Linked DNA regions of Homo sapiens: region 1 is linked to region 2. Evidence: read pairs that join two places in POLR2A ChIA-PET (ENCODE). Cell type or tissue: B cell. All regions are shown on one strand. Links, peaks and the distances in the headings refer to the core of each region. The heading gives the core; the rest is flanking DNA. Region 1 overlaps CATSPERB (catsper channel auxiliary subunit beta). Region 2 overlaps PPP4R3A (protein phosphatase 4 regulatory subunit 3A).

Evidence for each region. Peaks named below come from ENCODE experiments on the same cell type or tissue, not always from the same donor. Only the 100,000 strongest peaks of a DNase experiment are listed, where the experiment ranks them.
Region 1: POLR2A ChIA-PET joins it to region 2 with 5 read pairs; 2 of 35 experiments call an interaction of 5 or more read pairs at or near these places.

The regions. Positions count from the first base shown.
Region 1 is chr14:91,656,500-91,661,499 of GRCh38, forward strand. It overlaps CATSPERB (catsper channel auxiliary subunit beta), which reads right to left. Exons shown (of 27, transcript NM_024764.4): 15 at 3,338-3,482. Among named protein-coding and RNA genes, the nearest start is that of CATSPERB, 73 kb to the right of the region's middle. In B cell, for the core only: no CTCF peak of the experiment used is centred there; no DNase peak of the experiment used is centred there.
Region 2 is chr14:91,500,488-91,507,801 of GRCh38, forward strand. All of the region lies in intron 1 of PPP4R3A (protein phosphatase 4 regulatory subunit 3A), which reads right to left. Among named protein-coding and RNA genes, the nearest start is that of PPP4R3A, 6.2 kb to the right of the region's middle. In B cell, for the core only: no CTCF peak of the experiment used is centred there; no DNase peak of the experiment used is centred there; H3K4me3 peaks cover 73 bases; H3K27ac peaks cover 1,637 bases.

The DNA of each region.
Region 1 (5,000 bases), core at 1-5,000, 150 kb after region 2:
GCGGAATAAAGAATCAGTGAGCTTGAAGACAGAAATTAAAACATGCTACCAGAGAAAATTGCCTTCACTAAAAGGAAGATAGGAAGGAAAAAGAGAAGGAAGAGAAGACCACAAAACAATCAGAAAAAAATGAAATGTCAGGAGTAAGTTCTGACTTATCAATAACAATATTTAATGTAAATGGACTAAACTCTCCAATCAAAAGACATAGAGTGCCTGAATGGATTTTTTTTAAAAAGTCCCAGTGATCTGTTGCCTGCAAGAAACACACTTCACCTAAAAAGACACACATAGACTGAAAATAAAGAGATGGAAAAATATATTCCAGGCAAGTGGAAACCAAAAGAGAGCAGAAGTCACTATACTTATATCAGACAAAATAGATTTCAAGACAAAAACTATAGAAAGAGACAAAGAGGGTCATTATATAATGATAAAGGGGTCAATTCAGCAAGAGGATATAAAAATTATAACTATATATACACTCAATGCTGGAGCCCTCAGATAGAGAAAGCAAATATTATCAGAGCTAAGGAAAGAGATAGATCCCAATACAATAACTGTTGGAGAATTCAACAACCCATGTTCACCTTTGGACATGATTTTCTGTCTGGACAGGTCATCCAGACAGAAAATCAAAAAAGAAACATTGGACTTAATCTGCACTGTAGACCAAATGGACCTAATAGATATTTGCAGAACATGTCAACCAATGGCTGCAGAATGCACGCTCTTCTCCTCAGCACATAGATCATTCTGAAATAAATAGAACATATGTTAGGCCATCCATATCCATATGCAGAAGATATCCATGTGCAGAAGAATGAAACTAGACCTCTTTCTCCACACACAAAAATCAAAACAAAATGGATTAAAGGCTTAAATCTAAAAACTATAAAAAAAAACTATAAAACGACTAAAAGAAAACTTTGAGGAAACTATCCACGACATTAATCTAGGCAAAGATTTCTTAAGTAATATCCCACAAACACAGGGAACCAAAGCAAAAACGGACAAATGGAATCACATCAAGTTAGAGAGCTTCTGCACAACAAAAGAAACAATTAACAAAGTGAACAGACAATCCACAGAACAGAAGAAAATATTTGCAAACTACCCATCTGACAAGGAATTAATAACTAGAATATATAAAAAGTTCAAACAACTCAATAGGAAAAAACTAACAATCTGATTTTAAAATGGGCAAAAATCTGAATAGACATTTCTCAAAAGATGACATACAAACGGCAGACAGGCGTATGAAAAGGTGCTCAACATCACTGACCATCGGTGAAATACAAATCAAAACTACAATGAGATTATCATCTCATCCCAGTTAAAATAGCTTTTATCGAAAAGACAGGCAATAATGAATGCTGGTGAGGATGTGGAGAAAAGGGAACCCTTGTACACTGTTGGTGGGAATATAAATTAGTACAATGGAGAGTACATTAGTACTATGAAGAATAGTTTGGAGGTTCCTCAGAAAACTAACAATAGAGCTACCATATGATCCAGCAATCCCACTGCTAGGATATACCCCCCAAAAAAGAGATCAGTACATTGAAGAGATATCTACACTCCCATGTTTATTGTAGTACTATTCACAACAGTGAAGCTTTGGAAGCAGCCTAAGTGTCCATCAACAGATGAATGAATAAAGAAAATATGGTACATATACACAATGGAGTACTATTCAGCCATAAAAAGAATGAGATCCTGTCATTTGCAACAACATGATTGGAACTGGAGGACATGATGTTAAGTGAAATATGCCAGGGACAGAAGGACAGAGTTTGCATGTTCTCACTTATTTGAGGGAACTAAATATTTTAAAAATGGAACTCACAGACATAGAGAGTAGAATAATGGTTACCAGAGGCTGGGAAGGGTAGTGGGGCATTATGTAGGGGGAGAATGGCGATGGTTAATGGGTACAAAAATATCATTACATAGAATGAATAAGATCTAGTATTTGACAGCACAACAGAGTGACTACAGTCAATAATAATTTATTATATATTTTAAAATAACTGGAAGAATATAATTTGAATGTTTGTAACATAAAGGATAAATTCTTGATGTGATGGATACCCCATTTACCCCGATATGATTATTACACAGTGTATGCCTGTATCAAAATATCTCATGTATCCCATAAATTTATACACCTACTATGTACCCACAAAAATTAAGAATAAAATATTTTTAAAAAAAGGAAGGGAAGAGAAGGAAGAAACTAACAGCTTGTAAAAGATAAAAAGAATCAAGTTGAGACAAAGCACATCCCAAGATAGGAGGTAAATTTACTTCCATATTCTGCCTCAAAAAATCTTAATAAATTAAATTCAACAAAACAAGATCTCAAAGACTCAATAATAGAAAGACAAAATAAAATGAAAGTGCAGGTCGCAAACATACAGAAATAAATTGAGAATCATGTCCCTTTATCACTCTAGGGTCCTAGGCTGGTTAGCAAAATTCAACTGAGTTGGAAAGGAGTGGGCAACTATCATTAAGGTCAATCAATATTAACTGTTTTGAGATTTGCTAAAGGGTTCAAAATTACAGCCAGATAGGAAGAATAAATTTTAGTGTTCTATACCACTGGAGGATGGCATAGTTAACACTAATATGTTATATAGTTTAAAATAGCTAGGAGGAGGATATTGAACATTCCCAACATAAAGAAATGATAAATGTTTGAGATGACAGATATGCTAATTACCCTGATCTGATCACTCTACATTATATGTGTCAAAATAGTACTTTGTACCCCATGAATATGTAAAATCAATATTTGTTAGTTAAGAAATAAAATTATACTTAAAAATTAACTACTTCTTTTGCTATGCAAACACTGATAGGAGCTATATAAACTTGATCAATGAAAGCACAAGATTACCAAATGAAAGAGATGAGAGCAGTGTATCATTCACACAACTCCACCATTACTGGTTGTGTGTCAGTTGTATCAGTGTAATCAGCAAAAGTAAGCTAACATTACCTACTTCAGCAAAGTTGTTCTGAATATCAGATGAGATGATATTTGTAACATGCTGAGCACAATTGTAGCTTGACAAGTGGTAGCTGTTATTATTTGGCTTTTGGGACAGTAAAATATCTCTGAAATGGTAAATGAGAACATAGCATGGTGACCTAGTGTTGCCTTTCTTTAGGACTATCCATAGGATCCTACTTCTGTAGATCCTACAAATCCATCACCCCTAATAGTTTTGAGGTCTTAGGATTAGTTGATTAATACGGCAGGTTTTTCATATATCTTCTAATCCTGGGCCACATGTAATGCTTACACCAGTGAAAGCAAATTTCTTACCTGCCTTTGTCGAGTAAACCTTTCCACGTTGAGAAACAAAAGTAATAGCTGATGTATAAAAACTATGAAAAGTCTTCTTTATGATATCATCATGAAAGTTAGCTATTAATTGAAAGGTGTTGCCGCCATCAACTGAAAGCCATATCTAAAGGAATAAAGAGATAATACCTTACTAAAGGGCTGCCATGCAACAGTTGGCAGTTACCTATCAGCCTACATGAGAATAGCCATGTGGCATGATCTTTTCCATATGCCTACATTCATCTCTCTCTCTCTCTCTCACACACACACACACACACACACACACACTCGTATACAGACTCCTTATCTACTTTGTCTACCTTCTATTTCCATCCTAGAGTGTGTATGAAGGTGTCTGTGGCAGAGTACCGGTCTACACAATATGCATAGTGATTGTATAAAATAACAAAGTTATTCCTATGATCTCCCAAATAATTCCGTGTTCATAAAAGAATGGAGTGCTGGGTGCATTTGGATCTGGGGGAGGGGTTTACCCCATATTGACATAATACTTCATGTTCTAGGTGTCTGGCAAATATATATGCACACATATTTTGCATGGAAGAGCCCCTTGTCATTTGCAAGGGATGTGTCCTGGGACCTTTGTAGATCCTCAAATCACTTATCTCACTGTATAGTTATATTAGTTTATTACTATAGCATCTTAGTTTCTCTGTTTCCTCATCTTTAGGTAAGAGTTGTTTGAGGATAAAACAGATCAATTCTGTATTATGATTCCCAGTTGCTACCGCTTTTAATAGCCTGAGACTCATTCACATGAAGATTTCTGTTGTTTGGATTTTTAAAAAATTAATTTTAATAACAAGTTATACAAGAAAATAGGCTTTTCTTACATTTCCAACTTTATAAATATGGCTGAAGAATCTGAGACCACCATCCAAACAATTCTCCTTTTATGCCTCATCTAATATAATCAATCCTAGTCTCCTCTATCCCTTCCCATAGGTGACCAGTTAATCGGTTTGAAAATTCGAAGCATTTACATTCATATGTATGCAGATACCAATAGAATATGTACAGTACTGATTTCATTTTTATGGTAGGGAGGACAGAAAGGCTTTTAGACTTGGACAGGAAGTAACTTTGCCCTGGACTGCTTGCTTACTGGGCCTGAATATTACAAACACATACAGGAAACATACTGAATACACATAGGTGCTTCTGTTACTCAGGATGCAGCACTCATTGCTGGCATAACACAATCCATGATCCAAAGCATATGGTATGTGGACCTCAATTTTCACTCTTGCTTTGGGCCCTGCAAACATTACTGGTGAGCAGGGAGGTAGTTAGGTGTCTAAGGAAGGGCACCTTGAACAATAGGCTCGAACTTGTATCATATTGTACCTGTTTTTCTATAAGTTACATTTGTCACGCAACAATGTATCTCAGATCATTTTATGTTAGCTCATGTGGATCAGCACATTCTTCTACACTGTCCTATAGTCTCCAACTTATGGATATACCATACTTGAGATAGTCTACTTTTCTACTATACTACTGAACATTTAAAAGTTGTACCCAAATTTTCACTGTTGTGAATAATACTGCAGTGAACATTCATTTATCTGCCTATTTGTACTAACGTTACAGTGTTATCTTTAAAGAAAATACTGAAAAA
Region 2 (7,314 bases), core at 2,315-7,314:
CGCGCCTGGCCTCAATACTTGTTTTTTTAGGGCATCATCATACAGTCATTTCACTGGTAACACTGTACTGTTGTATAGCAGGAAAACGAGTATTAATAATGACCCATAAACACCAAGCATTAATAATGACCCATAAACACATTACGAATAAGAGGTTAACCAATATATTCATTTACTGTTTAGGAAAAACATTCCAGTACACATTTAGTCAACATTCCATAAAAAAATTACTGACTTTTAAAACTTATGGTAGGCCAGGCATGGTGGCTCATTACTGTAATCCCAGCACTTTGGAAAGCTGAGGTGGGTGGATCACTGGAGGCCAAGAATTGGAGACCAGCTCAAGACCAGCCCGGGCAACATGGCAAACCCTGTCTCTACAAAAAATGCAAAAATTAGCTGGACATGGTGGTATGTGCCTGTAGTACCAGCTACTTGGGAAGCTGAGGCAGGACGACTGCTTGAACCCAGAATGTTGATGCTGCAATGAGCTATGATCACACCACTGCGCTCCAGCCTGGGTGAAAGACCAAGACCCTGTCTCTAAAATTTAAAAACAAAAAAACCCAAAAAACACCTTCTGGTACACAGCTTTTATTCATCTGGAAAATTCACTTGTTTAGAAGATTTAACTTCCTCTCACTGAAGAAACGAGATAGTATAGAGAATTCCTGTAATTTTTATGGTTTTATCTTCACTATCAACCAACTAGACTCAGGTAGCAGGGAAGTAATATGGGAGTGTTTGGGTTTGGGTTTAAGTAACTTTGGTCTTCACCACAGCCCTGATTTGGATAAATACTGAAGGATTTCAGAAAGAAGAGCTACACCCTTGTCACTCCTAAGCAAGCAGCTCAACCCATCAGCTTCTAGAGTATATTGTCCTTATCAATATTCAAGGCTTAAGGCAGGGACTTATGTACTATGCTTCATTAGTAGAGAGAATGCACCATCAAAAATGAGTTAATGCCAGCCTGGGCAACATAAGGTGACCCCATCTCTACAAAAATAACAGAAAAAACTAGCCAGGTATGGTGGTGTACACCTGTGGTCCCAGCTACTTGGGACACTGAGGTGAGAGGATTACCTGAGTCTGGTGGTCAAGGCTGCAGTAAGCCCTGATCACTGCACTCCAGCCTGGACAAAAGAGTGAGATCCCGCCTCAAAAAAAGAAAAGTCAATGGGGCCCAAAATCTCATGTAGGTGGGAGACTAAAGTGTGCTTTTTTTTTTTTTTGAGACGGAATCTCGCTCTGTCACCCAGGCTGAAGTGCAGTGGCGCGATCTTGGCTCACTGCAAGCTCCGCCTCCCAGGTTCACGCCATTCTCCTGCCTCAGCCTCCTGAGTAGCTAGGACTACATGCTCCCGCCACCAAGCCCGGCTAATTTTTTTTTTTTTTTTTTTTTTTGGTATTTTTAGTAGAGATGGGGTTTCACCATGTTAGCCAGGATGGTCTCGATCTCTTGACCTCGTGATCTGCCCATCTCGGCCTCCCAAAGTGCTGGGACTACAGGCGTGAGCCACCGCACCCGGCCAAGACTAAAGTATGCTTTAAACCCGTAACAGGTATGTGCTCCAAGTCCTTCTTTCCTGACTTTTCGGAAAAAAATTTAAATGCCTCATTACATAGTGGCATTTAAAAACTAAAATGGGCCAGGTGTGGTAGCTCACAGCTATAATCCTGGCTACTCAGGAGGGTGAGGTAGGAGCATTGCTTGAGGCAGGAAATTCAAGACTAGTCTGGGCAACACAGTAAGATCCCACCTCCCCTGAAAAAATTTAAAAATAAATCAGCTGGGCCTGGTGGCATGTGTCTACAGTCCCAGCTACTTGGGAGGCTAAGGTAGGAGGATTACTTGAGCCTAAGAGTTTGAGGCTGCAGTGAGCTATGATCGTGGCACTGCACTCCAGCCTGGGTGACAGCAAGACCTTGTCTCTAAATAAACAAACTTTTCAAAGTGAAATACTTCCCCTTGTACCGACACTGAGCTCTTCTTGATAAATATACAGAATGCTTGGCATATACAAGATTCTATACTACTGACTGATCTGTTCATTTCTCTCACAGCTCTTACCCCCAAAAGCTTTTCCACCCTAAGTGTTCTGACCTCCTTTTCTAATCACAGTAGGGATAGAGGCAGACCCACCTACAATGAACATGGAGTTCTATCAAGAGGCAGAAACAGCACAGAATCCCAGTTTTACCATTCGCTAGCAGTGCTGCCTTGAACAAAAACATTTCTCCATGTCTCATTTTCTTCATGCCTCAAGTAACAGTGAGAATTTAACCTGTTTAACTCTAAGATATGAGTCAGAGAACAGATAAAACTATTTTGAAATGTAAAGAATACTTTATAAAATTCAAGGTAAAAACTCAATGTAAGCACACTATTCTGGATGCCTTGGCAAGTACTTCGTAATAAGGAGCACAAATATGATTATGGCCAAAGACACTCTTCAGTGTGTGGAGGAATTCCAACTCCCTTACATTTCTTTCTTTTTTAAATTTTTTGTTTTTAGAAATAGGGTCTCATTCTGTCACCCAGGCTGGAGTGCAGTAGCATGACCAAAGTTCATGGCAGCCTCAAACTCCTGGGCTCAAGCAATTCTCTGGCTTCAGCCTCCTGAGTAGCTAAGACTACAAGTATGTGCCACATGCCCAGCTAATTTTCTAAACTTTTTGTGGAGACAGGGTCTTGCTATGTTGCCCAGGCAGGTATCGAACTTCTGGCCTTGAGCAATCCTCCCCCACCTTGGCTTCCCAAAGTGCTAGGATTACAGATGTGGGCCACTGTGCCCGAGCTACATTTTTTTTTTTTCTGAGACAGGGTCTTGCTTCATCAGCCAGGCTGGAGTAGTGGCTCAGTCACAGCTCACTGTAGCCTCGACCTCTGGGCTCAAGCAATCCTCCTGCCTCAGCCCCAAGCAGCCGGGACTACAGGTGTTTAACACCACACATGGCTAATTTAGAAATTTTTATTTTGTAGAGATGGGGGGTCTCACTTTGTTCCCCAGCCTTGCATTTATCAACTGTAAAACTGGCAGGTGGATATGGTAAAAATCATAATGGTGAAAAGTAGTACAAAGGGGCAGAGGGAGAGAGAGTATCAGGAAGAATAGCTAATGGATGCTGGGCTTAATACCTAGGTGATGGGTTGATCTGTGCAGCAAACCACCATGGCACACATTTACCTATGTAACAAACCTGCACACGTACCCGGGAATTTAAAATAAAAGTTGAAGAAAAAACAAAAGAAAGAAAAGTAGTATAATGATTTCACCACAAAGGGAGAGCATAAGCAAGGTATGAAATTATTATCCTTACTTCAAGTTAACAGACACAGCATACACTGAAAGAATTAAAAATAAAAACAAAATAATCTGAAATGGAAGATGGAACTTTGCAGGTATACGGCTATCATAAAAACTGAGAGAAATAAGGTAATCTATCTTCCTTAAAGAAAAGCATGGGCCAGGTGCGGTGTAATCCCAGCACTTTAGGCGGCCAAGTGGGAAAGATCACTTCACATCTGGAGATCGAGACCATTCTGGGCAATACAGTGAGAACCTTTGAAAAAATTCAAAAATTGGACCAGGCATGGTGGCTCATGCCTGAGCCCAGGAGTTCGAGACCAGCCTGGGCGACAAAGTAAGACCCACCCCCTTCCATCTCTTAAAAAAAAGAAAAAAAAAATTTTTTTTTAATTACCCAGGCACAGTGGTGTGCACCTGTAATCCCAGCTAGGTGGGAAGATCAACTGAGCCCAGAAGTTTGAGGTTACAGTGAGCTATGATCCTGCCACTGCACTACAGCATGGGCAACAGAGCTCTTAAAAATTAAAAAAAAAAAAAAAAGAAAAGAAAAGAAAAGAAAAAGAGCAGGGTGCGGTGGCTCACCTGAGGTCAGGAGTTCGAGATCGGCCTGGCCAACATGGTGAAACCTCGTCTCTACTAAAAACACAGAAATTCACCAGGCGTGGTGGCAGGCACCTGTAATGTCAGCTACTCGTAAGGCTGAGGCGGGAGAATCGCTTGAACCCGGGAAGCGGAGGTTGCAGTGAGCCGAGATTGTGCCATTGCACTCCGGCCTAAGTGACAAGAGCGAAACACTGACTCAAAAAAAAAAAAAGAAAACAAAAAACAAAAGGGACGTGTTCTTACAACCTATTTTGCCAGCAGAAACCTACTGGATAAAGATGCAATCCAAGAAATGGGCCCAGAAGCTTAGTGGGACATCCCTTTTCCTCTAAAGCAAGGTAGGTTGAGTGCCAAGTTACTCGGTTTTGGAAGGGAAGGCATACAGTACTTACCATGACAGATCTGCTCTGTAACATGAAGGCCACAAGTACTTCCATTTAGAAATTCTCTTCTGTGATTTTTAGACGAGCATATAAGCTCCCCTAACAAGAACTGAGCCTACAGTTGAGATAGCATTATTATAGCTTCCCCGTCCACAAATATAGACCCAATAATGAGAGAATTTTAAAACTACCCAGCCTTTCTATACCCATGCTAACACTATATACATTATAAAATTCCCAAACGCTTTGTCATTACTAAGTAGTGTGTACAGTTTAAAATGAATTGCCTGAATTTGAATCCCAACTCATACCATCTTAATAGATGAATGACTTTGGACATGTTGTCATCCTTTCTGAGAGAACTTATTAAAAAAAAGAAACGCGGCCGGGTGTGGTGGCTCACGCCTGTAATCCCAGCACTTTGGGAGGCTGAGGAGGGCGGATCACCTGATGTCAGCAGTTCAAGACCAGCCTGGCCAACATGGTGAAACCGTGTCCCTACTAAAAACACAAAAATTAGCCATGCATGATGGCAGACGCCTGTAATCCCAGGCTTGAGGCTTGAAGCATGAGAATCCCTTGAACCTGGAAGGTGGAGGTTGCAGTGAGCCAAGATGATGCTACTGCACTCCAGCCAGGATGACAGAGATTCTGCCTAAAAAAAAAAAAAAAACACACACCATTTATTTCACAGGTATGCAAAAGCCCCTATCACACTATCTCTAGCACTGACCACCAAATTAGCTGATAGCCTATTTCTAAGGTGGATGATTAACACATCACAAAAACTTAATTTTACAGACAATAAATACTTGAAAAGTGTTAAGAATCAAATATTTATTTTGTTCTAAAGAAATAATCTGAAAATCAAAAGTTTTTTTGGGGAAAAGCTACAAGTAATTTAGAAAAGAAAAACTTCAACACAATAATGACTAGGTCTAGCCCAAGTATGGAAAAGCGCAATAATTTTAAGTTTCTATTGGACAAATGACTCAATTTATGGAAAATCAGAAATACTTTCCATTTTGCTCATGACAACAAAAAGAAAATATCAATTATCCTATGATGGAGAATGGAGCAAGCACACAATAATGGCTGACCCCAACTGGCAGTCAACACAAAAACATCCATGTAAAGCTTGTAGATAAACTATAATTGAAATTTTTTTTTTTTTTGAGACGGAGTCTCGCTTTGTCACCCAGACTGGAGTGCAGTGGTGCTGATCTTGGCTCACTGCAAGCTCCGCCTCCTGTGTTCACACCATTCTCCTGCCTCAGCCTCCTGAGCAGCTGGGACTACAGGCGCCCGCCACCACACCTGGCTACATTTTTGTATGTTTTTAGTAGAGACAGGGTTTCACCATATTAGCCAGGATGGTCTCGATCTCCTGACCTTGTGATCTGCCCGCCTTGGCCTCCCTAAGTGATGGGATTACAGGCATGAGCCATTGTGCCCGGCCGAAAATATCTTTAGGCTAAAAGTAATTTTCATTTTCTTTGAAATAAACCTTCAGGCTAATAAAGCAGCAAATGCAAGTAGACAGTAACATGGGAGTTTAATATGGTTAATAGCACTAAATCAGACACTGTTGTAAGAATTACGTAAGTCAATATAAGTAAACTGCTAAAAGAGTTTGGCACATAGTAGGTAGTCAGTAAATTTTGACTTATTATCCCTATTTAGATGTGACAAGAAATGTTAATCATCGACTAAAGATTACTGACAGTATTTCACAAGTATCCTGGAATTTTTTCTAAGTCCATGGTGTGTGTGTATGTGTGTTTGTGTGTGACAGGGTCTCCCTCTGTCACCCAGTGCAGTGGCATGATCACAGCTCACTGCAGCCTCCACCTCCTAGGCTCAAGTGACCCTCCCACCTCAGCCTCCAGAGCAGATAGGACTACAGGCCCGTGCCACCGCACCAGCTAATGTTTGTATGTTTTGTAGAGATGGGGTTTCGCCATGTTGCCCAGGCTGGTCTTGAACTCCCGAGCCCACACAATCCGTCGGCCTGGGCATCCCAAAATGCTGGGATTATAGGCGTGAGCCACCGCACCCAGCCTAAGTCCATTCTTTGCATTCAGTTTTCCTTACAGCCTAAATTTACAAGGGCACATCAGTAATTTAGTTAAGCTCTCCCTGCTAGATAAAAATTAAAGTCATTTTGTTTTAGTCATTTAACCTCCAACCTGCAAAATGGAGGAAGAGAGATTTGTGGCTATTTCCAAAATGGTAAAAATATAAATGGAGGTTCGGCGCAGTGGCTCACGCCTGTAATCCTAGCACTTTGGGAGGCCGAGGCGGGTGGATCACCTGAGGTACAGAGTTCGAGACCAGACTGGCCAAAATGTTGAAACCCCGTCTCTACTAAAAATACAAAAAAATTAGCCAGGCATAGTGGCACATGCCCATAGTCCCAGCTACTAAGGAGGCTGAGGTAGGAGAATTGCTTGAACTCAGGAGATGGAGGTTGCAGTGAGCCACGATGGTGCCATTGCACTCCAGCCTGGGAGACAAGAGCAAAACCCAATCTCAAAAAAAAAATCTATACATATTATATATACTATATAGTATATATACTATAATTATATATACTATATAGTATATGTACTATAATTATATATACTATATAATATATATACTATAATTATATATACTATATAGTATATATACTATAATTATATATACTATAGTTATATATACTATATAGAATATATGCTATAATTATATATACTATAGTTATATATACTATATATTATATATAGTTATATATACTATATATTATACATACTATAGTTATATATACATGTTATACATACTATAGTTATATATACTATTATATATACTATAATAATATATACACGGAAAAAAATTGCTTATATTAATTATGCAGAAAAGCATACTTCTGATAGTACGACATTAAACTTTTATACTTAAAAATATCTTAAAGGATTTTTTGTATAATGAATCAAATTAAACACATGATGTGAAGGTTATATGTATTATTTTTAATA